2 separate regions of the Homo sapiens genome follow, and region 1 is linked to region 2. A link is a loop called in an ENCODE intact Hi-C map of the cell type or tissue named here. Cell type or tissue: GM12878. All regions are shown on one strand. Each heading gives the region's core, and the rest is flanking DNA. Links, peaks and the distances in the headings are about the cores only. Region 1 overlaps LOC105373456 (a long non-coding RNA gene). Region 2 overlaps LOC105373456 (a long non-coding RNA gene).

The links. A loop is a pair of places that touch in the nucleus more often than their neighbours do. Peaks named below come from ENCODE experiments on the same cell type or tissue, not always from the same donor. Only the 100,000 strongest peaks of a DNase experiment are listed, where the experiment ranks them.
Region 1: it touches region 2 in a loop (2.2-fold over the local background); 1 of 110 quality-filtered maps calls a loop at or near these places.

Annotation. Positions count from the first base shown.
Region 1 is chr2:18,931,488-18,947,408 of GRCh38, forward strand. The region is part of intron 5 of LOC105373456 (a long non-coding RNA gene); the gene reads left to right. Among named protein-coding and RNA genes, the nearest start is that of LINC01376, 88 kb to the right of the region's middle. In GM12878, for the core only: no CTCF peak of the experiment used is centred there; a DNase peak (open chromatin) is centred at 8,904.
Region 2 is chr2:19,039,657-19,055,577 of GRCh38, forward strand. The region is part of intron 5 of LOC105373456 (a long non-coding RNA gene); the gene reads left to right. Among named protein-coding and RNA genes, the nearest start is that of LINC01376, 21 kb to the left of the region's middle. In GM12878, for the core only: no CTCF peak of the experiment used is centred there; a DNase peak (open chromatin) is centred at 7,965.

The DNA of each region.
Region 1 (15,921 bases), core at 7,465-9,964, 110 kb before region 2:
AGAGAAAGCTGGGGCCATGGAAGGGGATGGGCCTCACCTCAAGTCTTCCATACCCGCATGGCCAACGTGGGTCTTCTGACTTTTCCTACCCTATAGCAGACTTTCTCTTCAATAATTAGTTTGTGCCAATCTGTCCTTCTAACCTAGAACCATTGAAAGATCCTTTGTAAACAGAAAGACAGCTGTCTTATTTATCCTTGCACAGTGAATTCATTTTGTGTTTGCATGCATCTCTCCCACTGGTGATATATTAGTTGATGGTGCCTAAGCATAGTGACTGTAAGAGAGCTAATGCTCAATAAATATTGCTGGAAGAGTCAAAGAAAAGGGACAAAAAGAACAGCAGAGGAGGAAAAGAGTATGAGAAAACCACGAGGGAATGAAGATTCTTAGCTTGGGATTATTACATAAGGAAAAGAAGAGCTATTATGTATTCTGTAAACAGATGTAGTTAGAGATAAACATAACAGCAATTTGTATTTATTGAATGGTACTTTTAAAATCTCAAATTCTGTCATCAGTTTATCAGTGAAAAATTACATTTTAGCTGTGCACCATTAATAATTCATATCAAATACCAAAGGTATTGAAAATTCAGTGTTCAAATACCCATGACTGTAACCAAATGTAATTGCTACTGTTTTGTGGGACTCAGAAGACCGCTCCCTTCTTTTCTCTGCTTTTCAATCATAATAACCAATCCCTCTGACCTCGGTGAGTAGGTGGGAATACAACGTGACTCACTGTGATAGGTGAAATGAATTTTTATAAAGAATGCCTCATCTCCGATTTCTTAAAAATAACAGTTTCAGATTTACATAGAATGTGTACCGATAGCACAGCAAGTTCCCACAGAGCCATTCCCATTTTTCCCAATTATTAACATTTTACATTAGTATGGTACATTGATTAAAATCAATGAACAACATTGACACATTATTATTAGCTAATGTCCATACTAAATTCAGATGTTCTTAGCTTTTGCGTAATGTGAAATCCCATCCAGGATGTCACATTCCATTCTGTGGTCCAGACTCCTTAGGCTCCTCTTGGCTGTGACAGTTCTCTCTCATTCCAACAGAAGTAAATAAAAAACATGTTTGCTGTGCTTAAAAGTAGCAAATAAGCTTTCCTGCCCAACATGGACCTGTGCTTATAAACACATTTTTCACAAGTATAAAGTTGTAAGTGTTTACCCCATTACAGGCAAGCATATGGTTCTTTCACTCAAAAGAGATAAATACGTGCTGAACCTCAAAATGATAAATGTATTTTAGAAAATACCAAAAGTTATGAATGTGCTGCTAAGGAGTAGTAAACAATGCATGTAGGCAATGCTGTACCAGTTAATGTACCTTTGATTGTGGCAAATCAGAAGATGAGGTTTGCAACTGCCAATCAGCGGAATGTAACGCACCCCAAGAGCTCCCAGGATCCTAATTAGTATGTATGCCCAGTCTCTGCCAGGGTGAAGAGAGCAGTAACCCCCTGCATTGCTCCGGAGCTGCTTGTGGCTTTGCATACACTGAATGTGATGGGAAACACTGGCGGAGCACAGAAGGAGGCCAAAGCAATGAGAGTCCAGCCAATTCCTGAGCAAATGGCATATGGCTTCCTCCCTCATTGTTTCTTTCTTGCTCACAGTTGCTGCCTAGCTTGTTAAAGGAAATACTTAAGTGAAAGCTGTTTAAGCTAACTGGAGTTTTTATGCAGTTTCTTTTAGTGTTGTCTACTCTTCAGTATCCTGTACTTAAGTTCTGGTTTTACCATTAAAGGGTAGCTCCTCAGAATGAAACACTCATTCTGAGCCCATTGGAGTATTTCTTAGGGACTTTTTCTACCAAGTAACCAGAGCTAGCAAGGAAGGCCCTTGTCATGCATTGCCTTCAATCTGTGAAGATATAAGCCTAGAAACACCAGAATGGACAAAGGAGATTTCGAATAGAAGTGAATGGAGTTGATACACAGAGAGAAATAGACAAGAGAAGAGGAAATAAATAGTACTGGTATCAGCATCCAATATTTAGCATACCTGGATCCCATTGCTCCTGAGGTCAGCCCAGGCATTGCTCTTTCTGAAATTATGTCCCATTCCCCAGTGTTGTTGCTTCTTTAAAACTTTCTGTTAGGTCTCTTTTACTTGACTGATATGTTTAGTAAAAATACAAAGTACTTAAGCATTTGGTTTTACATTATTCTTTCTAATAACACTCAGAGTCTTTTTTTTTTCCTTCTAGTGCTTACCACAACTTATAATGGTGTATTAATTAAATAGCATTTTCCCATTAGACAGTGTATAACATGAAAGAGGGGACCATGCCTGTGTGGCTCACCACTAAATACAAAACACTTGGCATGATGCTTAGAACAGAGTAGGCATTTAGTAAATGCTGATGGATGAGTAAATGAGTGAATGCATGAACTATACTAATACCTCAGTCAGTATCAAAAGCGATAATGGACTTTCAAGAATCTCTATAAAAAACTAAATCAAAGAAGGATGTTTAAGTTGTTCTCAATACCCAAGAATTTAGGTGGCTGGTGATTATGAAAAAGTAATTCAATTCCAATATTTCCCTTATTTCATTTGGTCATTGTGTCAGATACTCTGTAGGGTTCTTAAGTTGTTGATATCTCCATTGTATTTTATGCCTTGTTTTTGAAAATCAAATCTCTTTGACTTGAATCTGGCCATTGTAGCCAATTAACATGAAGATGCCTATGTTAAATTAAATAAGCAGGAATTAAATAATTGGCCTGGGGATATTTCCCTACTTTAAATTCTTAGGTAAGAAACTGCGACCAGCCTGGCCAACATGGTAAAACCCATCTCTACTAAAAATACAAAAATTAGTCAGGCATGGGGTGGGCACCTGTAATTGCAGCTACTCGGGAGATTGAGGCAGGAGAATCGCTTAAACCTGGGAGGCAGAGGTTGCAGTGAGCAACCAACTCACTGAGATCACGCCACTGCACTCCAGCCTGGGCAACAGGGTGAAACTCCGTCTCAAAAAAGGAAAAAGAAGGCCAGGCTCGGTGGCTCATGCCTGTAATTCCAGCACTTTGGGGCCGAGGTGGGCAGATCACAAGGTCAGGAATTCGAGAACAGCCTGACTAACACAGTGAAACTCTGTCTCTACTAAAAATACAAAAATTAGCCAGGCGTGGTGGCGTGTGCATGTAATCCCAGCTACTCAGGAGGCTGAGGCAGGACAATCGCTTGAACCTGGGAGGCGGAGGTGGCAGTGAGCCGAGATCGTACCACTGCACTCTAGCCTGGGCGATAGAGTGAGACTCCATCTCAAAAAAAAAAAAACAAAAAAAAACCCTGCAACCTTTTTATATGTAAAAAAATTGAAAGCCAACTAAAAGTCTATGTTTTGTAACAGCCAGGTCTCAGCCACTCATAAGGGTGTCAGCCAATCACATGAGGCCAGCTCATCAGATCATGTCCAAATGAGGCAATGCCTAGCTGTAAATAATCAAGCTATTTCTGCATTTTACCTCCATTGTTGTGTGTAAACATTCATTGCCCACATTGCAGAGTAGAGCTCCCTGAACATCTGGTTCTGGGTGCTGCCCAATTCATGAATCATTCTTTGCTCAAACTCTGTTCAATTTGTCTAAAGTTAACACCTGCAATTTGGATATAAGGTGTGAATGGTAGGATTCTTTTTATCTCACAGGGTACTTGGGTAGCCAAATGAAAAATCAGATTGTTCCCAGAATAGTGCTTTATATAAATGCATTATACAAGTGTGAGCGAATATGACTTTTATGGGAAAACCACCACTACCTCTAAGAGCTAAACCAGTAAAATTAAATCAGAGTGGATGAGATATTTCTGCAGAAGTCCTTTTAGGGGACTAGGAGACAGAGTATCTTCTGAACCATAGCAGTAGGTATAGAAATCTAATTGAAGGATGTAGTCTAGGCATAGAAAGAAAAACTAGACATAAACGTTGCACCAGCCTAAGAAATTTTGTGTATTTGTTTGAAGTAAACAAAATACTAAAAACTGGGTGGCTGAAACAACAGAAATTTATTTTATCACAGTTCTGGTAGCTAGAAGTCTAAGATCAAGGTATCAGCAGTGTTGATTCCTTCCAAGAGCTGTGAAAGAGAATATGTTCCATGACTCTTTCCTGGCTTCTGGTGATTTTCTGGCAATTTTTGACATCCTTTGCTTATAGATGCATCACTTCAATCCCTGCCTTCATCTTCAAATGCCATATTAAATTAGGGCTCATCCTAATGACCACATCTTAATGTGATCATCAGCAAAAATCCTATTTCTCAGAGGGTGACCTCAGTAGGTCAGTAGGGTACTGGGTCTAGGACTTCAGTATAGGGATTTGGGGGACACGATTTCACCAATAAAATATGCACCCACAGAAGAAAGATGCTTCACTTCAGATTTTTAAAGGAAAACAAAAAATTGTCATACTTATGACTCCCTCGTGGTCCAGGGGAAAGGGTGCTCAAATGTACTGGAACTTAGCATTGATAGGTCTGTTTCTATAGTAAAGACTCATCTTTTTCTGCGCTCAGCTCTGGCTACATTCTTTCAAAGCAAAATTCTAAAAATGATTTTGCTGTTTCCAACCTGGGAGAGTATGTGCTTACCTGATAGCATAAGCATTCTTACACATTCAGAAATTTTAATTCTCAATGTAAATCAATGAGTCACTGTCTACCATATATGTTGATATATATGAAATTTATTTAAGGTAAATCCATCCCTCTGAGTTTAGTACCTCTAGGTGCTCTTGTTGAATCCATTTTCTGCACATGTCACATGCTACATGCAACCCTGATGAAATCTTGTCCTAATTAACACTAATTATAATGTGGTGCAACTTTTTATGCTATTTAAATAATAGCATTTATTTAATAACTAGCCATGAGAATAATTCAGTCCCAACAATTGCTGACTGTTGACAGTGTAAGGATAATCATGACCTCCATTCATTCATTTGCTGACAGGCCTTCAGAAGCTTGAGGACATGAATGGCAAGTGTGTATCAAGCATGGGCCAATTTGTTTAAGTTGGACGTTGCCTTGAGGGAAGGGCAGGAACAGTGTTTTCTCAGCAAAGTTTTTCACTTGCCTTACTGAGATGACGAAAGATACGTAGAAAACAGGAACCAGGAGGCTTTGTGGAAGCTAAGTTGATGAGATCACTGAACTAACCCTCGGTGTTACTTAGAATGGTCATCACTTTTCTTTAACACTGCTAAAGATTCTCCCCAGTGAAATTAGGCAAGAAAATAAAAAAGCATCCAGATTGAAAAAGAAGTAAATCTGTCTAGTCCCAGGTGACATGATGGTCTATGTAGAGGACTTGATGAAATATTTATGCTATTTAAATAATATTTACTAATGTTTGATTATTATTGTTCATATTATCATTCCTAGCTCTCTCTTTCTGTCTCTCTCTCTCTCTCTATAAGAGAGAGAGAGATCTAGGAATGATTATATATATATATATATATATATATAGAGAGAGAGAGAGAGAGAGAGAGAGAGAGAGAGAGAGAGAGAGGCATATATATATAGGCATATTTATATATATATAGACATATTTCATGTCTGTATATGCAGAGACTATACAAATACTCAGTACATAATAGAGGCTGGGATTCTTTTTTCTAATAATAAATGTGCTATAAAACATGATTCATTAAGTTGCTGTTAACATAACTTTTATTAAAGCTGAAAAAAAACTCTAAATGTGCTACCTTTCTTATTTCTGATGCTTTTAAGTTATCTCCCGTCACTGACTTGGCTTTTAGTTTCCTTGATATAAATTCCTTCTCAGATTTTCAAAAAGCTCCCAAGACCTTATGTAGCCTGTTACCAGTTTAGGTAGGTGCCCTGAGAAGGAGCCTAGAGGAAGTTACCACATTTTATGTTCCCGTAGCACTCTGACCTTCCCCTTTATGAAGACTCATCACACTTCTGAATTATTTTAACAGACTCATTGAGGTGTAATTGACATAAATAAGCTAGACATGAATAGTATAATTTTATACATTATAACCTAGACATAAATAGTATAATCTGATACATTTTAACATGTGTGTATACTTATCGCCACTATTAAGACAACAAGAATATTCGAATATTCATCACCGACAAACATTTCACTGTACTCCTTTGTAATCCTTCTCTCCTTCCCCTCCCCACTCCTGCTCATGTCCCCAGGTAAACCCCAATATGCTTTCTGATATTGTTAGCTTGCATTTTTCCAGAATGTTATATATATGAAATAATACAGTATGTACTCTTTTTGGCCGGCCTATCTTTTTGCATTCCGTACAATTATTTTGAGGTTTATCCATGTTGTTGAGTGTATCAATAGTTCATTCCTTTTATGTGAGTAGTATTTCAAGGTATGGATATGCCACATTTGTTATCCATTTATTTGTTGATGGATATTTGAGTTGTTGCCTACTTTTGATTATTATAAAGTTTCTGTGAACATTTGTGTTGAAGTATTTCTATAGATATGTAATTTTATTTCTCTTCAGTAAATACATAAGACTATAATAACTTAATCATATAGCAGCTGCATCTTTAACTAAGAAGCTGCCAGACTATTTTGCAACATGGCTATTCTGTGTAACATTACCACCAGCATTGAATGAGAGTTCCTCCATATACTTTTCAACACCTGAGATGATCAGTCTTTTTCCTATTAGCCATTCTAGTAGGTATCTGATTTTCATTTTAATTTGCCTTTCTTTAATGATTCATAATATTGAACATCTTTTCATGGGCTTATTTTTATTTGTACATCTTCATCAATAAAATATCTGTTCAGATTTTGTATTGAGTTGCTTGTTTCCTTATAATTGAATTTTGAAACTTTTTTATAAACTTGAAATCAAGTTCTTTATCAGATATATGTTCTTTATCAAATATTTTCTCCAAGTTTGTGGTTTTCCTTATCTTTAAACAGTGTCTCAAAAAGAGAGGTTTTTAATTTTGATGACACCCAGGTTATCAAATGTTTGAAATAACTTAAATAATAACCCAAGTTATCAATGTTTGAAATAACTTAAATGTACTCAAAACCACAAAAGTTTTCTCCAGTGTTTTAATCTGAAAGTTATGATTTTAATTTATAAATTAAGGTATAAAATCAATTTTGAGTTAATTTTTGTGCATGGCTAAATGTATGAATTGAAACTTTTTTGTTTAGTTTTCTGATTGGTTAAAAAAATATATTCTTTTCCCACTGAATTGCCTTTGAACCTTTGTGGAAAAATAAGTTACACATATATGTGTGGACCTATTTCTGAATCTCCTTTTTTTTTTATAATTGAGACAGAGTCTTGCTCTGTCACCAGGCTGGAGTGCAGTGGCGAGATCTCGGCTCACTGCAACCTCCGCCTCCCAAGTTCAAACGGTTCTCCTGCCTCAGCCTCCTGAGTAGCTGGTATTACAGGCAGGCGCCACCACGCCCAGCTGATTTTGTTGTTGTTGTTGTTGTTGTTTAGTAGAGATGGGGTTTCACCATTTTGATCAGGATGGTCTCAATCTCCTGACCTCGAGATCTGCCTGCCTTGGCCGCCCAAAGTGTTGGGATTACAGGCGTGAGCCACCACGCCCGGTCCCTTTTATTCTATTATTCCATTTGTCTGTATTTAGATAAATATTACACTGTCTCAATTGCTGTAGCTTTATAATAAGGTTTGGAATCAGATAATGTAAATCCTCCAACTTTTTTATCTTTGAAAAAGTTGTTTTGGCTCTTCTACATAGGTCCTTTGTATTTCTATTTGAATTGTAGAATCAGCCTGTCCAATTATATTAAAACAAACAAACAAAAACGATATGTTTAATTGAAATTGCATTGAATCTACAGGTCATTTTGGGAAAAATTAGCATTTTAACAATATTCAGTTTTCAAATTATGAACACAGTGTATCTCTGCGTTTATTAGGATCTTTTAAAATTTCTCTCAGCAATATTTGGAAGTTTTCAGCATATAGATTTTGGATGTTATTTGTCAGATTTATCCCTTAGTATTTCATATTTTGGTGATATGGTTAAATTTTTACTTCAATTTTTAATTGTTCAGTGCCCGTATGTAGAAATACAATTAGTTTTTGTGTATTGATCTTGTACCCTGCAAGTTTACTAACTCACTCATTCTAATAGCTCATTTTAGTATATTTCATCGAATCCTCTACATAGACCATCATGTCACCTGGGACTAGACAGATTTACTTCTTTTTCAATCTGGATGCTTTTTTATTTTCTTGCCTAATTTCACTGGGGAGAATCTTTAGCAGTGTTAAAGAAAAGTGATGACCATTCTAAGTAACACCGAGGGTTAGTTCAGTGATCTCATCAACTTAGCTTCCACAAAGCCTCCTGGTTCCTGTTTTCTACGTATCTTTCGTCATCTCAGTAAGGCAAGTGAAAAACTTTGCTGAGAAAACACTGTCCCTGTCCTTCCCTCAAGGCAACGTCCAACTTAAACAAATTGGCCCATGCTTGATACACACTTGCCATTCATGTCCTCAAGCTTCCGAAGGCCTGTCAGCAAATGAATGAATGGAGGTCATGTTTATACTTACACTGTCAACAGTCAGCAATTGTTGGGACTGAATTATTCTCATGGCTAGTTATTAAATCATTAAGTCTTAAAAGTTTATTCATCCTAACAGTGCTCAGGACAATCTAGTTTTGTTTTTCTAAATGATGAATAAAATGTTTTCAAATTTGAGGGTCTGAATGAACCTAACAAATTATCACCCTTCTAAAAGGAACTTATAACAGAGCCATGATTTATAACTTTGAAGATGTCAAACTTCTTTGCTAACAATAAATACTTACTGACTTCACATTAGCTGCCATGTCCATCAACGAGGAAACAGAAAGGTGAAGTGAAACTCACTATATCTCACGGTAAGGGGTATATGAGCTAAATTGCTTTCAGCTGCAAGTTTCAGAAAACCCCACCTCTAATTACCTTAAATAATAAGGAAATGTACTATTTTTCATGAAAAGAAATACAGAATAATAACAGTGAGTACCATTATCCCACTCATTATGGAGCTTTTCTCAACTGGATCTCCAGAGAATTTAGCCCTAATGCCTTAAGGCATCTATTGCATGCAATTAATTAACTTCTATGCATCTGTAGTGGTAGTATTTACTATCACTCTTGAGAGAATTAAGAAAAGATTCACATCTTTGTTCTGTGATTCCAAAGCAGAACCTCAATTGAAGAAGGCTGAATAGTTTGGCTTTCTCCCCCTTTCGCCCTCAAAATGACTTCCTTTATGGTTATAAGACACGCCAGAGCATCCTGGCATCACATTCAAAAAAGACAGCTTTCAGGGATGAGGGAGGGAGGGGAGGAGGCCTTTTTCATTTAACTATTTATTAGAAGTGAGGGAACAAGAAGCCCCATCACACTTTCCCCTACAACTTATTATGTTGGCCCAATGAAAGAAGTAACTGCAGATGTGGTAGAAACAGCAAGAAAACTCACATTAGAAATGGAGCCTGAAGATGTGACTGAATTGCAAGAATCTCTTGATAAAACTTTAACAGATGGGGAGTAGCTTCTTATGGATGATCAGAGAAAGTGGTTTCTTGAGATGGAATCTACTCCTGGTGAAGATGCTGTGAACGTTGTTGAAATGACAACAAAGAATTAAGAACATTACAGAAACCTGCTAGATAAAGTAGTAGCAGAATGTGCGAGGAGTGACTTCTGTTTTGAAAAAAATTCTACTGTGGTTACAATGCTATCAGACAGCATCACATGCTGCAGAGAATTTTTTGTGAAAGGAAGAGTCAATCAATGTGGCAAACCTCAATCTATGGTACTATCACCTTACAAAATATATTTTTTAAATAGTAAGACTTCAGAGTCAAAATTACCCCTTGATCCATGAGTTGCAGAATGGACGTTGTGTTAGCAGGCATGAGAACAGCATTAGTCTCCTTGTGCATCTCCATCAGAGCTCTTGAGTAACCAGGTGTATTGTCAGTGAGCAGTGATATTTTGAAATAGTTTTTTTTTCTGAGTATTAATCTCAACAATGGGCTTAATGTATTCAGCAAATCATGCTGTAGACAGATGTGCTGTCATCCAGGCTTTGTTGTTCCATTTATAGAGCACAGGCAGAGTAGATTTAGCATAATTATTAAAGGCCCTAGAACTTTTGGAATAATAAATGAACATTGGCTTCAATTTAAAGTCACCAGCTACATTAGCTCCAAACAAGAGAATCAACCTATTCTTTGAAGCTTCTAAACCAAGCATTGACTTCTCCTCTCTAGCTGTGAAAATTCCAATATAAGGATGTTTCATCCACATTGAAAAATCTATTATTTAGCCACCTTCATCAATAATCTTAGCTAGATTTTCTGGATAACTTGCTATGGCCTCTATATCAGCATTTGTTGCTTCACCTTATACTTTATTTTGTGAGAATGGCTTCTTTCCTTAAACCTCATGAACCAACCTCTGCTGGCTTCCAAGTTTTCTTCTGCAGCTCCCTCACCTCTCTCAGTCTTCATGGAATTGAAGAGAGTTAGAACCTTGCTCTGGATTAGGCTTTGGGCTTTGGTTTAAAAGAATGTTGTGGCTGGTTTGATCTTCTATCTAGACCACTTAAACATTTTTTTTTTTTTTTACCATATTAGCAGTAAGGCTGTTTTGCTTTCTTATAGTCATTTGTTCACTGAAGTAGCACATTTAATTTCCTATGGGAACATTTCCTTTGAATTTACAATTTGGCTGTTTGTCATAAGAGGCCTAACATTTGAGCTATTTTGGCTTTTGATGTGCCTTCCTCACTAGGCTTATTTGTTTATAGTTTTTGATTTAAAGTGAGAGATGTGCAAGTCTTCCTTTCACTTGAACACTCAGAAGCCATTTTAAGATTACTGAATTGCTTAATTTCAATACGTTTGTGTTTCATGAAATAGGAAGGCCCACAGAGAGGGAAAGAGATGGGGGAACAGCCTGTTGATGGAGCACCCATAACATATACAACATTTATCAATTAAGTTTGCAGACTTATGTGAGCATAGATCATTTTTCCCCAAAACAATTATAACAGTAACATTGAACATCACTGATCACAGAGCACCATAACAGATATAGTAATAATGAAAAGCTTGAAATATTGTGAAAATTACCAAAATGTGGCACAGGACATGAAGTGAGAACATGCTGTTTGAAAAATGATGCAGACAGACTTGAGGCAGGGTTGCCACAAGCTTTCAATTAGTAAAAATGTAATTTCTGTAAAGTGGAACAAAGTGGAACACAGTAAAAGTAGGTATTGAAAGGTTTAAGCGTAACTTAAAAACATCCCAGAATCTATAACTTAAATACATCTAGAAAGGTTGTCAGTAGTGACTCAATCGAATATACTTTATGAAGCCATAGAAATGTATCACTAGTGATTCATATTTGCTCATTTTTACCCGGGTGCTTTATATTTGTTTTCTATATGTTTTCATCTCTTCACTTATTTATTTGACAATACCTCAATCAGAACTTAGGTACTAGACAACACTCTAGTTTAAGAACAAGGAGACTCATTGGTGGATATTACCCAGCTTAGAAGAATCCTTTGAATGTTTGAAGAAACAGACTCTGACTTGAGCAGACCCAGGGCAACTCAGAGACTCTTTTATTATCAGGGAAACACTGAATTGAGAAATTGCTACTACTGCTGCCACCTCCAGAAGTGGCAAAATGGATGACCTAAATTCTGTTAATTCTTAGGAAGGCAGCTACTCATCACTAGGACATCTGCTGATGCTGCTGCAGAAAACTGTCATTACCACCATTACCATCACCACCGTAATCATCACCATCGTAATCATCACCATCTTCATCATCATCCTTGCAGTTTGAATGCTTGGAAGTCCATAGATTTTACATGAGTAAATCTAAATGATCAAAGCTAAATGACATCTGAAAGCTTACCTGCCAAGGAATTTGTGAATGTCATTTTAGGTTTCAACCCTTACAGTAACAATAAGGCCAAGTAGAAGGAAGTTAGCTGTTGGTGTTGATTCCAATTAATCATCTTCCATGGTTTATAACACAAAGGAGGTTGTAGCAATTGGAGATGTCAGTAAATGAAAAAACAAAGCAATTATCCCAAATATGCCTCCAAAACAAATGAAGTATATTCATTTCCCATGTTTCTACATATTTTTAATAATGTTTTCTTTTAAAATATTTGATATTTTTAAGTAAAAATATTTCCCATAGTAAAATGTTATAAAATATAGCGATATATTATTTAAAGGTGATAGTCCACTAAAATCACATATCCCTAATAATCACAGATAAATTTTGGTGTTTTTTCAGATATTTCCAATGCAGACTATGGAGAGATAGAGAAGAGATAAGAAAGAGAAAGAGGTGAGTCGTGAGTGCAGTTGTAAAATATAAATACTTTTAAAAAGCAGAAAAGAAATCATACAGGCCAGGCGTTGTGGCTCACACCTGTAATCCCAGCACTTTGGGAGGCCAAGGCAGGTGGATCATCTGAGGTCAGGAGTTTGAGACCACCCTGGCCAACATGATGAAATCCCGTCTCTACTAAAAATACAAAAATTAGCTGGGCATGGTGGTGGGAGCCTGTAATCTCAGCTACTAGGGAAGGGGAGGCAGGGGAAGCGCTTGAACCCAGGAGGTGGAGGTTGCAGTGAGCCGAGATCATGCCGTGGCACTCTAACCTGGGTGACAAGAGTGAAAATCCGTCTCAAGAAAAAAAAAAGAAATAAAATTATACAAAATGTATTATTAGGAACCTTTTATTTCTAAATTAACAATACATTTTGGGCATTTTTTATGTGAGTATATGCGTAAGATCTACCTTATTTTCCTCATTTTTAATGGGACATAATAGTCTATTGCATGATGGTATCATAAAAGATTTATTTGTTATTATTAGACAATTGATTATTCCTCGTTTTATTAGTATGAAAATGTAAATAATTTACAATGAACATCATGTTGCATAGAATAAAAAATCATGGATATTTGTTTGGTTTATATCTCCAATTTCCACTCAAAAAGATAATGTGTATTATGTTCCTACTAGCAGTAAATAGAAGGGTATTTTCCTGATATCCTTATCAACATCAAATGTTGGCAAAATTGATTATCTTTGTCAGTCTCTATGTCAAACATGCTATTATTTCATTGTTACTTTAATTTATATCTATTTTACTAGTAAGGAGGTTGACTTTTTTCTATGTATCTATTGGTTGGTTGTATTTCTTACACAGTGCTTTCCTTTTTATATTCTTTGTCCATATTTTTCCTAGGTCAATTATTTGCCATTTGATTTTTAAGAGTTGTTTATATTTTGTATTTATCAGCTCAATGTTTGATCATCTATGATGCACGTATGTTTTTTTCTGTTTGCAACTTGCCTTTTCACTTCATTATGTTTCTAATGATTTAAGTTACCAATTTAATCAATTTTGCATTTTATGTCATGCTTAGAGTCATCTTCACCACTCTAAACTTTTATCCATGTATATTTTATAATACCTATTGTTTCATTTTATTTGATCCATTTGAATGTATTGTGATGTGAGGAATGAAGTGGGGGTTTCCTTTTTTTGTTCCCTAATTGGCTGCTAGTTTTCTCCATGTCATTTCTACTCTTTATCCTCCCCCAATAATTTGTTTATCATTTATAAAATGCTTTCTGGATTCTTGAGTCTTATTTGGACTTTCTTATCTTGCATTGTTTTGACTACCTTAATGTGTAGACATTAAGGCACAGTCTCATTCCTTTATTAGTCAACTTTATCTATTGTAAATTGAAGTGTGATCTACCCCTACATTTTTTTCTTTCTTTAATTCAATATCTCCTAATATATCCTATTCTAGAATCAGATTTAAAATAAGGTTATGTAGATTTATCTCCTTAAGACTAGTTTGAACGTTAACATTCTAGTTTAGTTTTTGTTTTTTTTTCTGTCAATACTTAGTGACATTTCTCTTAAGAATGTGAAATTTCTTGCTCTCTTTATATATAATATAATATATAAAATATATAAAATATATATTATATAAAATATATATAATATATAATGTATATATATTTTTTTCTTTTGAGATGAAGTCTTGCTCTGTCACCCAGGCTGGAGTGCAATGGAGCAATCTCGACTCACTGCAAGGTCCGCCTCCTGGGTTCAAGCGATTTTCCTGCCTCAGCCTCCTGAGTAGCTGGGATTAACGCCTGGTTAATTTTTGTATTTTTAATAAAGATGTGGTTTCACTATGTTGGTCAGGCTGGTCTCAAACTCCTGACCTCGTGATCTGCCCACCTGGGCCTCCCAAAGTGCTGGGATTACAGGCGTGAGACCCCGTGCCTGGCCAGTATATATCTTTTCATAATACTTGTCATCTTCCCTAGTACCCTTCCTGCATTATAGAAATAAATTACAGAGATATAGTGTGGGGTGATGAAAGAAATAGACCATGTTTGCTTTTCAGTTCTTAATTTTCTTGCCTTTATAGAAACATGGCAAGAGTAAAAATAACTAATAAACTAAAGATTTTTCTCTGTATCAAGAACATAATTTTTTAACTTTTTAAAATTTTCTTTTTCATTTATTTTTCTTTTTTTATTTTTGTTTTATTTTATTTTAAGTTCCAGGGAACATGTGCAGGATGTGCAGTTTTGTTACATAGGTAAACGTGTACCATGGTGGTTTGCTGAACCTATCAACCCATCACTGAGGTATTAAGCCCCACATGCATTAGCTATTTATCCCGATGCTCTCCCTCCCCCGACCCCATGACAGGACCCAGTGTGTGCTGTTCCTTTCCCTGTGCCCATGTGTTCTCACTAAAAACATAAAATTTTAATAGAATCTCTTTTCATTTAGAAGGTGACAATTCTATAGTTTCTTAATGATAAAAAATATTTTTAACTTCTAAAGCTAATTAAAATTGCTTATAATTTGATTATATATTATATACTATTTAAAAACATAGCACCTTATTTCATGGCTGAGGTTATCTCTAGAAATACAAATATCTTTTTGCCTGTCTTTTGAAAACACAGAATAATACAGTCATGTTTACAAATAATCTTTTTAGAGCGTGCAATAAAAGAGTTCTACCCTGGCTAAGAAGAAATTACTGACTGCTGACTGTGAGCAAATTTTGTTTTAGAGATGTCACTATTATTAAAGAATTAGGTTGGGCCAGGCGTGGTGGCTCACGCCTGTAATCCCAGCACTTTGGGAGGCCGAGGCGGGAGGATCATGAGGTCAGGAGATCGAGACCATCCTGGCTAACACGGTGAAACCTCGTCTCTACTAAAAATACAAAAAATTAGCCGGGCGTGGTGGTGGGCGCCTGTGGTCCCAGCTATTCGGGAGGCTGAGGCAGGAGAATGGGGTGAACCTGGGAGGCGGGGCTTGCAGTGAGCCGAGATCACGCCACTGCACTCCAGCCTGGGCGACAAAGCAAGACTCCGTCAAAAAAAAAAAAAAAAAAAAAAAAAAAAAGAATTAGGTTGAAAAGTTCTCAGAGACTTAAACAGTTTGGGTTTAGCTAACTCCAGAGAACTGGGGATTTAGGAGATATTCTAAGATTTAACGAGTACTACCACCGCCCTGACCTTTAAAATTGATGTACAGCAGAAGCCATGTAAGAAGTCTACTGGATTCATTTACTAGATAAAAAATAATTTGTCTTATCATTCCTGTGCAACTGAACACTTTTCTTATCCAACTAGCCTTGAAATTTTTATCCCAGCTTTCTGCTTCTATTGTATTGAATTTGTACTCCAACATGCACAGATAAGGAGTTATAAAAGGAAAGAGTTTGTTCATATCATAGATGACCACAAAGACAGTTCTTTCTCTTTATGATACGTTAGGGTTTAGAAAATATGC
Region 2 (15,921 bases), core at 6,662-9,161:
TTTTAGGCTTCTACCCACCTCAAACTTCCAGAATTCTATGGTACTTCTGTCTAGCCATAATTCATTCCTGCCTTGTGCTTCTCCACTACCTTGTGCTATGAGACTTTAACAGCTTCAAAGAAAGTGGAGGAGCCCCATAGAAAATCCTGGCAATGGCTGTAAACTTGCACAAGCCAGGCAAGTGCCAGAAAGATAGTATGGGGACAACTCCTACCAGCTTGTGAATATTCAGTCTCCCTCTTACTGCCCAAACTATGCCACGACCATTACCACAGAACATGGTAGTCCACATGGTGTCTCCCAACATTCCCAACATTCAGTTTCTAAATGAAACTGAATTTCATTTAGTTCTAATTTGAATAAGACTACATTCAGTGCATAGATTCTAATTTGGACTAGACTAAATTGTCTCTTCCCAATCTTTTCAGCCTTCCATCCCACCAACCCCCAATATGTACTCAGAGCTCAAACTTAACCTGATAGCTTATAGTATTATATTTCTATTGCTGTGCAACAAATTACCACAAATTTGGTGGCTTGAGAAACAACCCTTTACTATCTCACTGTCCACTGGTCTAGAGTCCAGGCATGTGTTAGCTGGATCCTCTGCTCATGGTCTTGCAAGACTACACTCTAGGTATGCCCTGAGCTACTTTCCTTTCTGGAGTTCAGCAGTGTTTTCCAAGCTCATCTGCTTGTTGGTATTATTAGGTTGGTGCAAAAGTAATTGCAGTTTGGGTGGCTCACGCCTGTAATCCCAGCACTTTGGGAGGCCGAGGCGGGCGGATCACGAGGTCAGGAGATCGAGACTATCCTGGCTAACACGGTGAAACGCTGTCTCTACTAAAAACACAAAAAAATTAGCCGGACATGGTGGCAGACTCCTGTAGTCCCAGCTACTCGGGAGGCTGAGGCAGAAGAATGGCGTGAACCTGGGAGACGGAGCTTGCAGTGAGCTGAGATCACGCCACTGCACTCCAGCCTGGGCGGCAGAGCAAGACTCTGTCTCAAAAAAAAAAAAAAAAAAGAGTAATTGCGGTTTTTGCCATACTTTTCATGACAAAACCACAGTAACTTTTGCACCAATCTAACAGCATGTAGTTCCTTGGAGTTGTTAAGATTGAGGTCTTTATTTTGTGTTGTCTTCAGCTGGGGAATGCTCTTGACTCCTAAAGGGTCTCATACTTCCTTGCCAAGTGGAATTCTCACAAATGGCAACTGATTTCTTCAAAGGTGGCAGGAAATCTCTCTCCACTGTGCTGAGATGGAGTCTTATATAAAGAAACAAACACAGGAGTGAATATTGCCGCGCCTTTGCCATATAACATAACGTAATTACGGGAATGACATCCACCACCTCTAACACAGCAAGCCTAGAGTTCCATCTGCAGTCAAGAGGAGGGGCTTATACAAGGATGGGATTCACTGGGGATCAGATTGGAATTCTGCTTACCATAATTATTATACCCAGAGCATTTTTCTTACCCCTTTAGATATGGGTTTTCCTTTGTCTAGTAGGGAACTACTAGACATAGGGTTTGCCTGTGTCTAAAACCATCACCTTCACAGATGACTTGAAGTCCACCCATCCTCCCGTTGAGGTTTCCATTATATGTATAATCCTCTTAGGGCACTTGCTCACTCTGGAATGTGATACAGTTTGCAGGGTCTTCTCCCCCAATATACAGAAATCTTCTTCCAAGCAGGGAACTAGATTATATTCAACCTCACATTTCCTCTCACTCCTCACTCTGTACTGTGCAGCATAGTGCTTTCTACATAGGCAGTAGCTGGCAAACACTAGTGAAATTCAATAAATCAAAGCATAGAAATTACAGAATATGCAAGCTAAAACAGAGCTTCGGGGTCACCTAGACCGAGCTCCTTCCCTTATTTCTCTTGGCTGGAGGCTATTGGCATCTTTTTGTGTTTGTATGTTCCATCTGCTATCAAACATTTTTATGACATTTATTTCCTCATTATAGTCCTTATTGTGCTTTATTTATATATCTGTGAGGCACGGGAGAATTTCCAATTCTCCTTTCCCCTGCAAGCCTGCTCAGACTCCTAATGCCCATGACAGGCCCCCAGGGCTCCCGTGACAACACTACTCCCCACTTCCCTACGTGTCTCTCTGTCTCCTCTGTCCCTCCATCATCAATTTCAAACTTCCTGCCCTGACATTCAAGGCCTCCTTACACTTTGAGTCTGTCTGTATCACCTCCCTTATTTTCTCTGGGTCTCATTCCCTAACTCCCACTCCCAATTCTGGGCATTTCTCCAAGTTTCTCCATATTCCTGGAACCATCATCCCACTCTCTCCCTCCCCCACCCCTCCTATCATCTGTCAAGACTTCCCCCATTTCTTTTATCTTCCCTAACCCTAAAAATTTTGAAAGAACTGTCTTTTGACACACTAAGTACATGTAGATTTGATATTCTATGAGCAAATATTGGCCCATGACTGTTCAACCATTGAAACATATACATAGGACAGATGTGAGAATACCTTGGTCTTTGCCACAGTGAAAATCATAAGCAAAGCTTTTAATATCAGACATGGTAAAGTGGGAAGGAAGCCTACCATCAAACAGAATTAAGCTGTCTTGATTTGCCCGCCTGGCCAACTTAACTCAAGAAGGATACAAATTATTTGGGGCTTGATCTAACACCCTAATAGGTCTTTTGCTATTTCAGGTAAAGGGAAGGCTAGGCATTGGACAGATTTTTAAGGTGAGCTCTCATAGTTACTAGCTGCTGTGATTTTGGATAAATTATATAAACTCTCTAACATTGCTTCCTTACTTCCAAATAGAAATTATCTTAATAATAATACCTGATAATGAAACAAATTAACATGTACAAAAACATCCATAACAAATTGTAAAATGCATGTAACTGACACTCGTAACCTTTCACAGCAGCATTTTTGAGTGCAGCTTGTGTCAGATTCTCAGTGATCGACTGTGGGAGAGCCTCCAGGTTCCCTCAGGACCTCAATTTCCTCATCTTTAATATTGGGGTAATAAACTCCTGCCTTGCTTATCTCAATAAGCTGTTTTGAAGATACCCTAAGAGAAAAGAAATGGACAATTTAACTCAGGAAGGTGTGAGTTTGAATCAAATTTTCAGAATTTATCCATCAACCCAACAACCTATTGTGTCATTGAGTGAGTTTAGGGCATAATTTGCTGATTTAGGGAGTTCAGGTACTGGTAACTGATTATGGAAAACTCTGTGATAGACTCTTCTCCGTTCTCTTCAAGTAAAGCAATATTGCAATTCTAAATTAGAATACTTTAATAGATTACTTGGCAGTTTTGCCTGCCCTCAGTGTTTGGAGGAGGGCAGAGGCACCAAAGAAGCACAACAGCAGGGAATATTAGTTGTCTGTTGTTGTGTAACAAATTACCATAAACTTACAAGCTTAAATAACAAATTTGTTATCTCACAGTGTCTGTAAGTCGGAGTCCTAGTACATTGTAACTTGGTTCTCTGCTTAGGGTCTCATGGGAGAAAGTGGGTCTTGCTGGCCAGGCAGGGGTCTCATCTAGGGACTCTGGGGAAGAAATTACTCCCAAACTCACCCAGGTTGTTGCCAAATTAGTTACCTTAGATTACTGGTTGTTGGAATAAGGTCCCCATTTCCCTGCTGGCTGCCAGTCAGGGGTTCTCTCTGCTCCTATAGGCTGCGCATATTCCCCTTCATGCTTTCTATAGGGCCCTCCATCTTTGTAGCAGCCAGGGTTTATTCAGGACTCACACTTCAAATCCCTCCAACTTCTCTTTCAGCCTCCAGCTGGAAAAAGCTCTCTGCTGTTAAGGACTCACATGATTATATCAGGCCCACTTGGATAACTCATTATTTATAAAAGCAAATGTATTGTGATGGTTTCCACTGAACTGGGAAACAGGGTTCCCAGATTAAACATTATTTCTGTGTGTTTCTTTGAGAGTGTTTCCAGATTATATCAAAATTTAAATTGGTGGACTAGGTGAAGCAGGTGACCCTGCCCAATGTGAGTGAGCTTCATCCAATCCAGTGAGAGCCTGAATAGAACAAAAAGGTGGAGGAAGGGAGAATTTATTCTCTCTCTGCCTGACAGCTTGTGCTGAGACATCACTCCTCTGCCCTCGACTAGAAATTGTGCCATTGACCCTCCAGTTCTCAGAACAACAGCACCAACTCCCTGTGTTTCCAGCTTGCAGGCAGCAGATCATGGGACTTCTCAGCCTCTGTAATTACTTGAGCAGCAAATTCTTTATAATAAACAGGTATCAACTTCTTTTGAAAAGTCAAAAGATCTGGCAACACTGTGCCCATTTCTCCCCATGACAATAACAGGCTGGTGCCTCCTTGAAGCAGCTTGTGCAGCTCCAATTGTTGTAGTTCCATTACTCACTTTTGTGTTGCACCTGGTCTATTCACTCTCTCATGTCACTTGCCTGCTCCTTGAAGGCTTTTGGGCTGGCACCACTTGATCTTGTTTAACCAACTCATTTTACCGATAAGAAAGCTGAGTAACAGAGAGATTAAATAGTATGTTCAGACAGCAAGGACAAGTCTCCTAACCCATGCCACGCCACCAAATTTCTTAGTGTAAATTTTGCTGTAAGCAATATGTCTTTTTTAAAAAAAAATTCAACTTGTATTATAGATTAAAGGGTTCATGTGCAGGCTTTTTGTACATTTTCCTATTTTTAAAAGTTTGTATAGGCCAAACAGTATTTAGTCTGTGAGTGGTCAGTTTGAAATCCTTTAAATAAGTATATCTTTAAGCCACCTGCAACTGAAAAAATATATATATTTCTGTTTTTCATTTAGAGATATAAACTTAGGTATGAATACTGTAATACGGAACATATTTATTGCATACATTGGGAAAACATCTCCTTTAAGGTATGGTTGTCCTAGGTACACAAAATATTTTTTGTCTTCCCTTAGGTGGTTTGTTTATCCAACACTCCATTTGGTTTAGAAAAACCTCCTTATTTGCTTCAAGGAAATCAATAAAGACTCTCTAAACCTCCTTATTTGCTTCAAGGAAATCAATAAAGACTCTCTCTCTGTCTCTCTCTCTCTTCCTATCTGTGTAAGAATAGGTGTGTGTATATATACATATATATCTCCCATAGGTTTCTTTTTCTGAAACCCCCTAATACATGTACCATATAGCATAACACAAAATCACAAGAATATTTCATCGTATTTACAAATTTAGGGTATTATGTCAGGATATCTCAGGGAGGAAGAGGTCATTTTAGAAATTCTGTTTACCACACTGAAGCATACATTCTTCCAGTTCATGGAGAATTTTCAGTATCCAAGTGATATTACATAGAAGGTGACATCTCCTAAGAATAAGAAGACTTGGAGTGAGAAGGAAGTTTCCAGTAAACAAATGGGAAAACCTTCAATTGCACTAACAAATTCTCTGCAGTTGCTGATAGAATAAAACTACAGGAAAGGCACAGATAATCTAGCAAGGAGAAAAAGAAAGGAAAACATAAACAAAGTTTTGTTAGAAAGGATCCAAAAAAACCAACCCCGAGCTTAAATATACTGACACAAACAACATGAAACAAATGAAAAAAAACGGAGCCATAAAGGGAAAGAAACCATGCAAGAGAATAATCAGCGAGGAGGCCAAGAGCACAGAGACCAGAGAGAGGATGAATACAGAACAGAGAGTCCTGAATGAGAATTCCCAGATGATAGAAAACACCAAGTAAACAAATACCCAGCTCGGAGTCAAGAAACTGCTTCAAGGCTAAGAAGTTCCAAGATTTAGAAAGTGGGGGTGGTAGTGATAGGGTGGAACCAGGAGATTTCACTGTATATCAAACTAGTTGATTGTAAAGAGGAAGTCATATATTAGCTATGAATAGTAGAGCAAAATGATCCCATTAAAAGGAAATATAGGCAGCAAGGTTGAAAATTAGACGTCCTACAGTAGGTATCATTTAATCTTCACAGAATCCTGTGCTATTACAACTATTTGTCTTTACCTTCTACCTAATTCAAGAAAAATAAATTATAAGATATTAAAGATGAAAAGAACCCTTAGGGATCAGCTAGTCTAGCCTGTTTTTACAAACTGGTAAACTATGGGCCAGGGAAGGAAATAAAATGAACTGCGTCAAACAGTGAAACTCAAGACAGTCAAGTCTAGGGAAACCTGCCTTTTAAGTCCCAGCCCATGCTCTTTCTAGCACAGGGGGCTATGGACCTCTCTTTTGCTGGATAACCTAAGCATCAAAGATAAAGCTTATGCTGTTTAGTAGACAGGAACCAAAAAGTAGGTTTCGCCCAAGATTGCATCCTCTGTTAAAAAAAAAAAAAAATCGTGAGTGTTCTTTTAGGAAATTTTTTAAAGTCTATACTTGTATATTTCATGCTACCCCAAACTCTTTCTTAGGAAGAGTATTTATGTTTTCATGCAAAAAATTTTGGAATAAAATTGTGATTTTATTTCAATTATTAATGGCTTTTAAATTATGAAAACTTCTGTGTTGGTGGGGCCGGAAAGTGGGGATCTTTTTTTTGAGGCAGAGTCTCGCTCTATCACCAGGCTGGAGTGTAGTGGCGTGATCTCGGCTCACTGCAACCTCTGCCTGCCAGGTTCAAGAGATTCTCCTGCCTCAGCCCACCTCATAGCTGGGACTACAGGCACACGCCACCACACCCAGCTAATTTTTGTATTTTTAGTAGAGATGGGGTTTCACCATGTTGGCCAGGATGGTCTCAGTCTCTTGACCTCGTGATCCGCCCACCTTGGCCTCCCAAAGTGCTGGGATTACAGGCGTGAGCCACCGCGCCCGGCCGAAGTGGGGATCTTATAAGTTTATGAAAGTGAAAATATTTTTAAATAACTTTATATGGTAAATAAAGGTTTAGCCCCCATCAAATGCTATTATGTGTGAAGAGTGAATAATTGTAAGGCAATATGTGGTCTACACATGAACTCATACAGCCACCGGATAAATAACCATATGAAAATATGTAAGAACCTCCATTGCTGGACCTCAGTTTCTATCTGTGAAAAGTAGAATTTGAAGTACATTATTTATACTTCCCATTTTAGTGCTAACGTACTATGACTTTAGGAATATGTGCCACACATATGGCTGTTTGGGTATGCCCTGCAAACTTCCAGGGGGCACCATTCTCATTGCAGTCTGCTTGAATGTGCCCCCTGAAGTTATGGAGTATGAAAGATGAGATGTGATACTTGGTGTTATACAGAAAAAAAAAATACATCTCAAAAGGGAACAGTATAATATATGGAAGATAGTATTAGACCATCAGCCTAATAAAGCATCATCTCACATTTAGCTACAATCCTCCAGAACTTCCCTCATTATGGCTAAAAATAGAAGATATTATTTTGTTCTGGCTGAGAAGAGCCCTTTTGCTATTTAGATACCATCCTAATTTAGTGAGAATCCGGCTCCATAACTGTCCAGCTTGCAGTCAGGAGCATGGGAATGCACCCAACAACAGTTGGAGAAAGGAGAGTATAGTGATGAGCTCAGGCGTCTAAACATAGATATAAGACGAGCCAAAAATTGAGGAGGAGGTTGCACAAGGAACAGTCCAGTGAAAAGGCAGCATATCCTGTGGGCATGCACAGAGGCATGAAAAACTGAGAATTAAAAATACACAACATTAACCCAGCTAATTAATTAATTAATAACTTGAATTTGAGGCATATCCCTACATGGGCATGTTCTTTGGTTTTGATTCTTATAATAACAAATACTGTTTTGAGTCATAACCTATGAAAAAGACTCTTTTCAGATTCTGAGCTTACCCAGGGCAAAGTAATAGGGAAGGTATTTGAGGTCTCCATTCTAAGACAGACAGAGACATTAGTAGATAGAGTTATAGATTAAGAGAGGGAAAGAGAAAGAGGGAGAAAGGGGAAGAGAGACCCAGAGCAAACATGTGAAGGATCTCTTACAGATTTAACTGTTTTTTTTCAGTTTCATAAACGTCAAATCTCTCTCTAGATGAGGTCTAACATGGGCTACTGGAAGAGCACATGCCATTTCCTATGCTGAAGCTAATGACCACAGCAACAACACTTTGCACTCAACAACACTTGCACTCTGGCACCTCAACATAAAGGAGCAACAAAGTAAAGCAGCCACTTAAAAGAAGGAAGGTCAGCCAGGCATGGTAGCTCATGCCTGTAATCCTAGTACTTTGGGAGGCCGAGGCGGGCAGATTACCTGAAGTCAGGAGTTTGAGATCAGCCTGGCCAAGATAATGAAACCCCATCTCTACCAAAAATACAAAAATTAGCCAGGTGTGGTGGGGGGCGCCTGTAATCCCAGCTACTTGGGAGGCTGATGTAGGAGAACCGCTTGAGCCTGGGAGGCAGAGGTTGCAGTGAGCCGAGATCGCACCATTGCACTCCAGCCTGGGTGACAAAGAGTGAGACTCTGTCAAAAAAAAAAAAAAAAAAAGGAAGGTCTTGCTTTGGTTTGGGATAAACATCCTTCCTACAGCTCTTTGAGACCAAAAATTAAGTAGTATAAATTGAGCTGAATTCATACATTCTTCTTTTCTGTTTCTCAGAATCAAGAACAGAGAAAATAAATCCTTCATTCATTATCAACGATTTTTTCATTCAAAAATGCATGTAATAAAAATACATGTATTATGATCTAGGTGCTGGGAATGAACACAACCTTAGAAAATAGAACCACTCTGCTCACTGAAGTATTGAAACATTGCATAATATTTAATAATTGTTTCAGGAACGTTAACAAGTAATGACACAAGATCTTTGAAGCCATGGATTCCTGCCTTCTGCAGTGGGAGTGATATCTTTAAGTGTTCTTCCCATTGCTGACCTGCAGCCACATGAGGATTAAATGAAATGAGATAACAGCTACAAGGTACATTGCCAAGGTGGCTTCCTTTATCAGTATGGATGTGCCTTGGCGCACCAGAAGTGCTCAATAATGTTCATCTGTTAATTCATGGACTCACGTATTTTCCATTGCTCAATTCCTTTAATTTACATTACCTCTCCTTTCTTACATAAATCTCTTTGCTCATGAAGATGGTAAGCTGTGTGTTTCAGGTACACACATGAAACATCCTGAAACCTGATCCCATTTCAATGAGGCCACACTTTCCCTGCTCCAGCCACCAAGAACTAAGTCCAGAAGATGCTGCTTGAAGTTCAGATATGGAAACCAGACAAATGGCTTTAGACTACAAGCAAAAAATCAGTCATTAAGTGCTAGTTGCTGTTTTCCCACCTGTTTTCCTTGCTTGAGCCTTCCCATCCAGATCCTCCACCTCTACACCTACCTGGTTAAAAATGTCAGCACTGGGGGGCATATTTACTTAGCCATCTACTTCCTGGCTCTTGGATTCTGTTTGCTAGGTCCTGACGTCATCCCCAGGCTGGAAGCCAATGTTTGCACTGGGTGGGAGTAAAGGGAGGCATAAACAGAATCAACCCGCTTGTGCTTTAAAAAATCAGGCTAGAATTATATACATATTTCATGTCAGAAAAATAAAATGTGTCTTGGCGGTGGATGGGAAGTTGGAGCACTTGGACTGGGAGTGGAGAGTTGGCAGATGTGTTCCCCTTTTCCTTGGCCCCCCGCCTGACAATCATTCAACCTTTTACTCTTAGAGTCAGCTCCTTCCCCCTCCTCTGAGGCCTTCCAAGTGCTACAGCATCCTTGCCGTCATCCTTAGCGTGACTTGAAAAGGAAGACAGCGCTGTTACAAAATGGTGTACATTCTCTAAATTATATAAGTCTTGTGTTCATGTCACTGGAGTGAACCCCAATTTTGCTTTAATCGGAAAGCCAGGTTCAGAAAACAAGACCAATTCACACAAGAATGAGGTTATCTAAATGAGAACGTTTAGAAATCAACCACTTAACCAGAAATGGAGTTCCCATTTCTCAGGTTCATCAAGTACTAAGAAGACTTTTTAATTATTTATTAATTTATTATTTTTTTGAGACAGGGTCTTGCTCTGTCCCCCAGGCCAGGAGTACAGTGGTACGATCATGGCTCACTGCAGTCTCGAATTTCTGGGCTTAAGTGATCCTTCCACCTCAGCCTCCCGAGTTGCTAGGATTACAGGCATGAGCCACCATGCCCAGCTGAAGAGTATAATTTGCAAAAAATTTAACTACATTTCTCTTAGCTCCTTTGTTCTCTTCAAACTCAAGTGGATCTGTTTCTCAATTCCTGGTCTTTCCTGAGACCTCCCAGGATTGCAGTGTCTCCTGAGTTTTTATCAGTACATCCTGTGGCCTTCGTCCTAATCCTGCCACCTCTCCCTTCACGGGCCAGCTCCCAGTGCTTCCCATGGGATTCCTAGGAAAGACCACTCCACTGTATTTCTCCTATATCTTCAAATTCCAGAAAGTGTTCTTTCTCCTACACTATAGTCTCTGGAACCCTGCAGACTTGTGATGATGGTGTTGCTTGTGTTGATGTGACCCCCACGGCCCCATGGTTGTTGTAGGAGGTACTGAAAAACATTTTATGCACCTACATGACAGCTTCTAGACCCTTGCTTTCCCACCCTCCTGAACATAACTCTCCTTCATTGAGGCTCATGACACCAGCCAGCTCTCCTCATCCATATGTCGATCATCTGCCAGACTCTATGGAGTCCATTTTCTCATGCTTAGCACCCCTTTGTAGCCTGGCAGGAAGTCTGGCTCCCCACCTTCAATCTTGAAACTGCTTTGGGAAATTTCACCATCCATAATCCTAAAACCTTGCTAATTCAAATGGCTTTAGACTCTCCTCTAACCTAAACAATCCACTCCAAAAACCATAAGCCAGGTCACAGAACTCTTCAACTCTTAGAAAGCCCCTGACTTCCACCAAAACACTATATTTAGAAACCTGACCTCACTAGCTGTGTTTAAACAGTGCAACAATCTAGTTTACTATGGAAAGAGATTTTTCCAATTAAGGTTGTGTGTTCAGAGTTTCCTTCTACTGATATTAAAATAAAAACAAACACTATAGTAAACCCCAAACAAAATGTTTTGTCTGGAGAGAAGGAAAGCAATGGGCACCACAGAAAAAATCATGAGTGTAGGGGGCCTTTCGTCCTATATGAATCACTCACCCCTCTGTAATTGTAAGAACAAATTCAATACTAAACAGCAAATAATTTGGATGCATCTCATTTCTTCTTCAGGAAAAAGATAGCATTTCTGCTGAGGCTTCATGAAGTGGGAGGGAAGGATAAAATGAGAATGTCTACATGCTACGATTTCCTGGGTTGTCTGTTGTGAAGAACACAGTGTATTCCAGGTCCCAGTCCCCTCTGTGGTCAGCCATCAGACGCAAGCTGAAGGTGACATGTTCTGTCACACTAAAAATGTACGTGCGCTATTCCCATTTGCTGTACTTTCTTTTGACATGACTGAAATAGGAGGCTGGGAAACTTGCCTTATCTAAAATTGAGTCCCAGATCTTGGCATTGTCTAAAGCAATCCAGGAATTCAAGTTACACTAATGTAATTTTACCTCTTGTGCCAAAAACAACTTTTGATTGGGTCTTCTACACTTACTTTATAGGCCGTACATTCTCCCCCAAATGTGACCACTGACGAACTAGCTTCAACTAATTTCTGAGAATTTTCAGGCCAAGGGAATAGCCCCAAACACTCTGAGTTTAACTGACTTTTTTTTGAAGGGCTACGCCTCCCTTGGCTCTGTGTGTCAGCAGAATTAACCAATCTATATCATTTTTTATAGATTGTGAACAGGAAGGACCTCAAGTCTGACCCCTGTCGGGCCCCAGTAAATCTCACAGCACCAAGTTAAAGACACTCCTCTGGGCTTTGTTTTTCTACCAGTCTATCATCTCCTCCCATGCACTCTGGATTTTAGCAAAACTTTTCATCTGAGATTCACAGTGGGATTTTTTTTAACATGTGCTGATGATCCAAATAGGTTATTGCATAGGATCCAATTTGTCACGTGACCTCCAGGAACATCCCACTGTTCTGCATTAAAACAGAATTCTGTCCTCTCATAAAAGAGTATATTTCCTTCTTGCATGTGCCTAGTAGCATTTTCCTTTTTAAACACCAATCTCATGGGATTTTTCCTTCTAGACTCCTCCTTTCTAGAGAAAGTATACCCACTTGTTCTTTATTTCAGTCTGAAAGAAAGTCATTCGAAGCAGGAAATTAGGCAATCACCAGTGATGTCTTCATTTATTTGAAGCTACTTTGTTTTCATTTGGTTTAGGGACTCGGGATATTAATTTGAAAATCAAGAATTTATTTTGTAAAATGGTATACTCCCATATACTTTCACACAACTATATTATTCTTATATTAAAACCAATAGATAATGTTATCAAATAGAATGAGAAATAAACTCATGCATTTTGCAAAGAGATCAAGACTTCCAAGGTATTTTCAATATGTAGCTGTCAACTTCAGCCTTTCACCCCAGAAACTCTAGTTACATGTTTTGTCTTCTCTTCAGCAAACGGTAGGAGAAGCACATCTTTAAAAGTTTATCACAGAAGAAATGAGGAAGACGATGAAACAGAGGATCATGATGATTATCATAAACTAGCTGGGGATCCCTTGGACTTTAACTCAGAGCTCCACCCTCTTATTCTACAGAACAAAGCAAAACAAAACAAAATTGACAAATATAAAGAAAATTATAACTCATAATTCACAACCATGGATAAGTATTATTCATATTTTGGTGGATATCAGTTTTTATTATGAAAAATTGTATATCATTGGGATCATAATTATACATAATTTGATATTGGCTCTTTACACAGAATAACATAACACAAGTATTTTTAATGTGGATAAAAATCTTAATATGTTGATAATCTATTGCCTTATTAAGAAATATACCATAATTTAATGAATTACTTTTATTTTCCAGATTTTTAATATATTAAATGATGTAACATGAATACCTCTCTTTATACTTCCCCCCATCCCCCATATTTCATAACTGACTCTTAGGATAAACTCCCAATGATCTGGATTAAGAGTATGAATATTGTAAGGTCCTTGAACATTTATTGACAATTGTTTTACAGATAGCTTGTTAATTTACATTTACTCTAGGAACAGAGTAAAGCAAATAACTCATTAGACTATCATAAGCATTAGATTCTCTAATTTTAAAAAAAAATTTTATTCTGAAAAAAGTTCAAAACTACAGAAGCAATTACAAGAATAGTGCAATAAACACCTCTAGGATCTTTATCTGTCTTCACCAATTATTAGCATTTTTTCATGTTTGTTTTTAACGCATATTCTCTCTGACTATATATTACAATATTATTGTTTGCTGAACCATTTGAGAATAAGTTGCAGATATAATTCTCTACCCCTAAAGATTTCCATTTTTATCTTCTGAAAAAATGATCTTATATTTTTATATTTTAAAATTAACTACATTTAACATTGATATAATATTATTACCTAACATGTAGTCCCATATGTATAGTGTCCTAATGCTGTCCTTCATAGCATTTTGTTTTCTGATCTAGAATCCAGTCCAGGATTTAGTCATCTGGTCTTTTTTTTTTCAATTTTTTATTTTTATATTTCAATACGTTCTTGGGGGACCAGGTGGTGTTTGGTTACATTAATAAGTTTTTTAGTGGTGAATTCTGAGATTTTCGTGCACCCATCACCCAAGCAGTATACACTGTACCCAATGTGTAGTTCTTTATCCCTCGCCACCACTCACCCTTCCCCCGAAGTCCCCAAAGTCCAATGAATTATTCTTATGCTTTTGTGTCCTCATAGCTTAGCTCTCATATACAAATGAGAACATACACTGTTTGGTTTTCCATTCCTGAGTTACTTCACTTAAAATAATAGTCTCGAATTCCATTCGGGTTGCTGCAAATGCCATATATATATATAATATATATATATCATATATATTTATTATATATATATCGTATATATCTCACAAATATATCATATATATATACATATCACATTTCCTTTATCCACTCATTGACTGGGCATCTGGGCTGGTTCCATATTTTTACAATTGTAAATTGTGGTGCTATAAACATATGTGTGCAAGTCTCTCTTTCATATAATGACTTTTTTCCTCTGGGTAGATACCTAGTAGTGGGATTGCTGGATCAAATGGTAGATCTACTTTTAGTTCTTTCAGGAACCTCCACACTGTTTTCCATAGTGGTTGTACTAGTTTACATTCTCACCAATAGTGTAAAAGTGTTCCCTTTTCATCACATACATGCCAACATCTATTTTTTTAAATTTTTTTATTATAGCCATTCTTGCAGAAGTGAGATGGTATTGCATTGTAGGTTTTGATTTGTATTTCCCTGATAATTAGTGATGTTGAGCATTTTTCCATATGCTTGTGGCCATTTGTATATCTTCTTTTCGGAATTGTCTATTCATGTCCTTAGCCCACTTTTTGATGGGATTTTTTTTTTTTTCTTGCTGATTTGTTTGAGTTCTTTGTAGATTTTGGATATTAGTTCCTTCTCAGATGTATAGGTTGTGAAGATTTTCTCCCACTCTGTGGGTTGTCTTTTAACTCTGCTGATTATCTCTTTTGCTATGCAGAAGCTTTTTAGTGAAGTCCCATCTATTTGTCCTTCTTTTTGTTATATTTGCTTCTGGGTTCTTGGTCGTGAAGTCTTTGCCTAAGCCAATGTCTAGAAGGGATTTTCCAATGTTATCTTCTAGAATCTTTATGGTTTCAGGTCTTAGATTTAAGTCTTTGATCCATCTTGAGTTTATTTTTGTAGAAAGTGAGAGACAAGGATCCAGTTCCATTCTTCTACATGTGGCTTGCCAACTATCCCAGCACTATTTTTTGAATAGGGTGTCCTTTCCCCACTTTATGTTTGTGTTTGCTTTGTGGAAGATCAGTTGGCTGTATTTGGCTTTATTTCTGGGTTCTTTATGCCATTCCCTTGGTCTATGTGCCTATTTTTAGACCAGTACCATGCTGTTTTGGTGACATGGCCTTATAATATAGTTTGAAGGCAGGTAATATTGATGCCTCCAGATTTGTTCTTTTTGCCTAGTCTTGCTTTGGCTATGTGCGCATTTTTTGGTTCTATATGAATTTTAGGATTTTTTTTTTTAGTTCTGTGAAGAATGATGGTGCTATTTTGATGGGAGTTGCATTGAATTTATAGATTGCTTTTGGCAATATCATCATTTTCACAGTATTGATTCTACCCATCCATGAGCATGGATGTGTTTTTATTTGTGTCATCTGTGATTCCTTTCAGCAATATTTTATAGTTTTCCTTATAGAGCTCTTTTACCTCCTTGGTTAGGTATACTCCTAAGTATTTTATTTTTTTGCAGCTATTGTGAAAGTGGCTGAGTTCTTGATTTGATTCTCAGCTTGGTCATTGTTGTTGCATAGCAGAGCTATTGATTTGTGTACATTAATTTTGTATCCCGAAACTTTGCTGAATTCATTTACCAGTTCTAGGAGCTTTTTGGATGAGTCTTTAGGGTTTTCTAGGTAAACAATTATATCATCAGCAAACAGTGACAGTTTAATTTCCTCTTTCTCGATTTAGATGCCCTTTATTTCTTTCTCTTGTCTCATTGCTCTGGCTAGAACTTTCAGTACTATGTTGAATAGAAATGGTGAAAGTGGGTATCCTTGTCTTGTTCCAGTTCTCAGAGAGAATGCTTTCAACTTTTGCCCGTTCAGTACAATATTTACTGTGGGTTTGTGGTAGATGGCTTTTATTACCTTAAGGCATGTCCCCTCTATGCTAATTTTGCTGAGGGTTTTAATCATAAAGGAATGCTAGATTTGTCAAATGCTTTTTCTGTGTCTACTGAGATGATCATGTGATTTTTGTTTTTAATTCTGTTTATGTGCTGTATCACATTTATTGACTTACACAT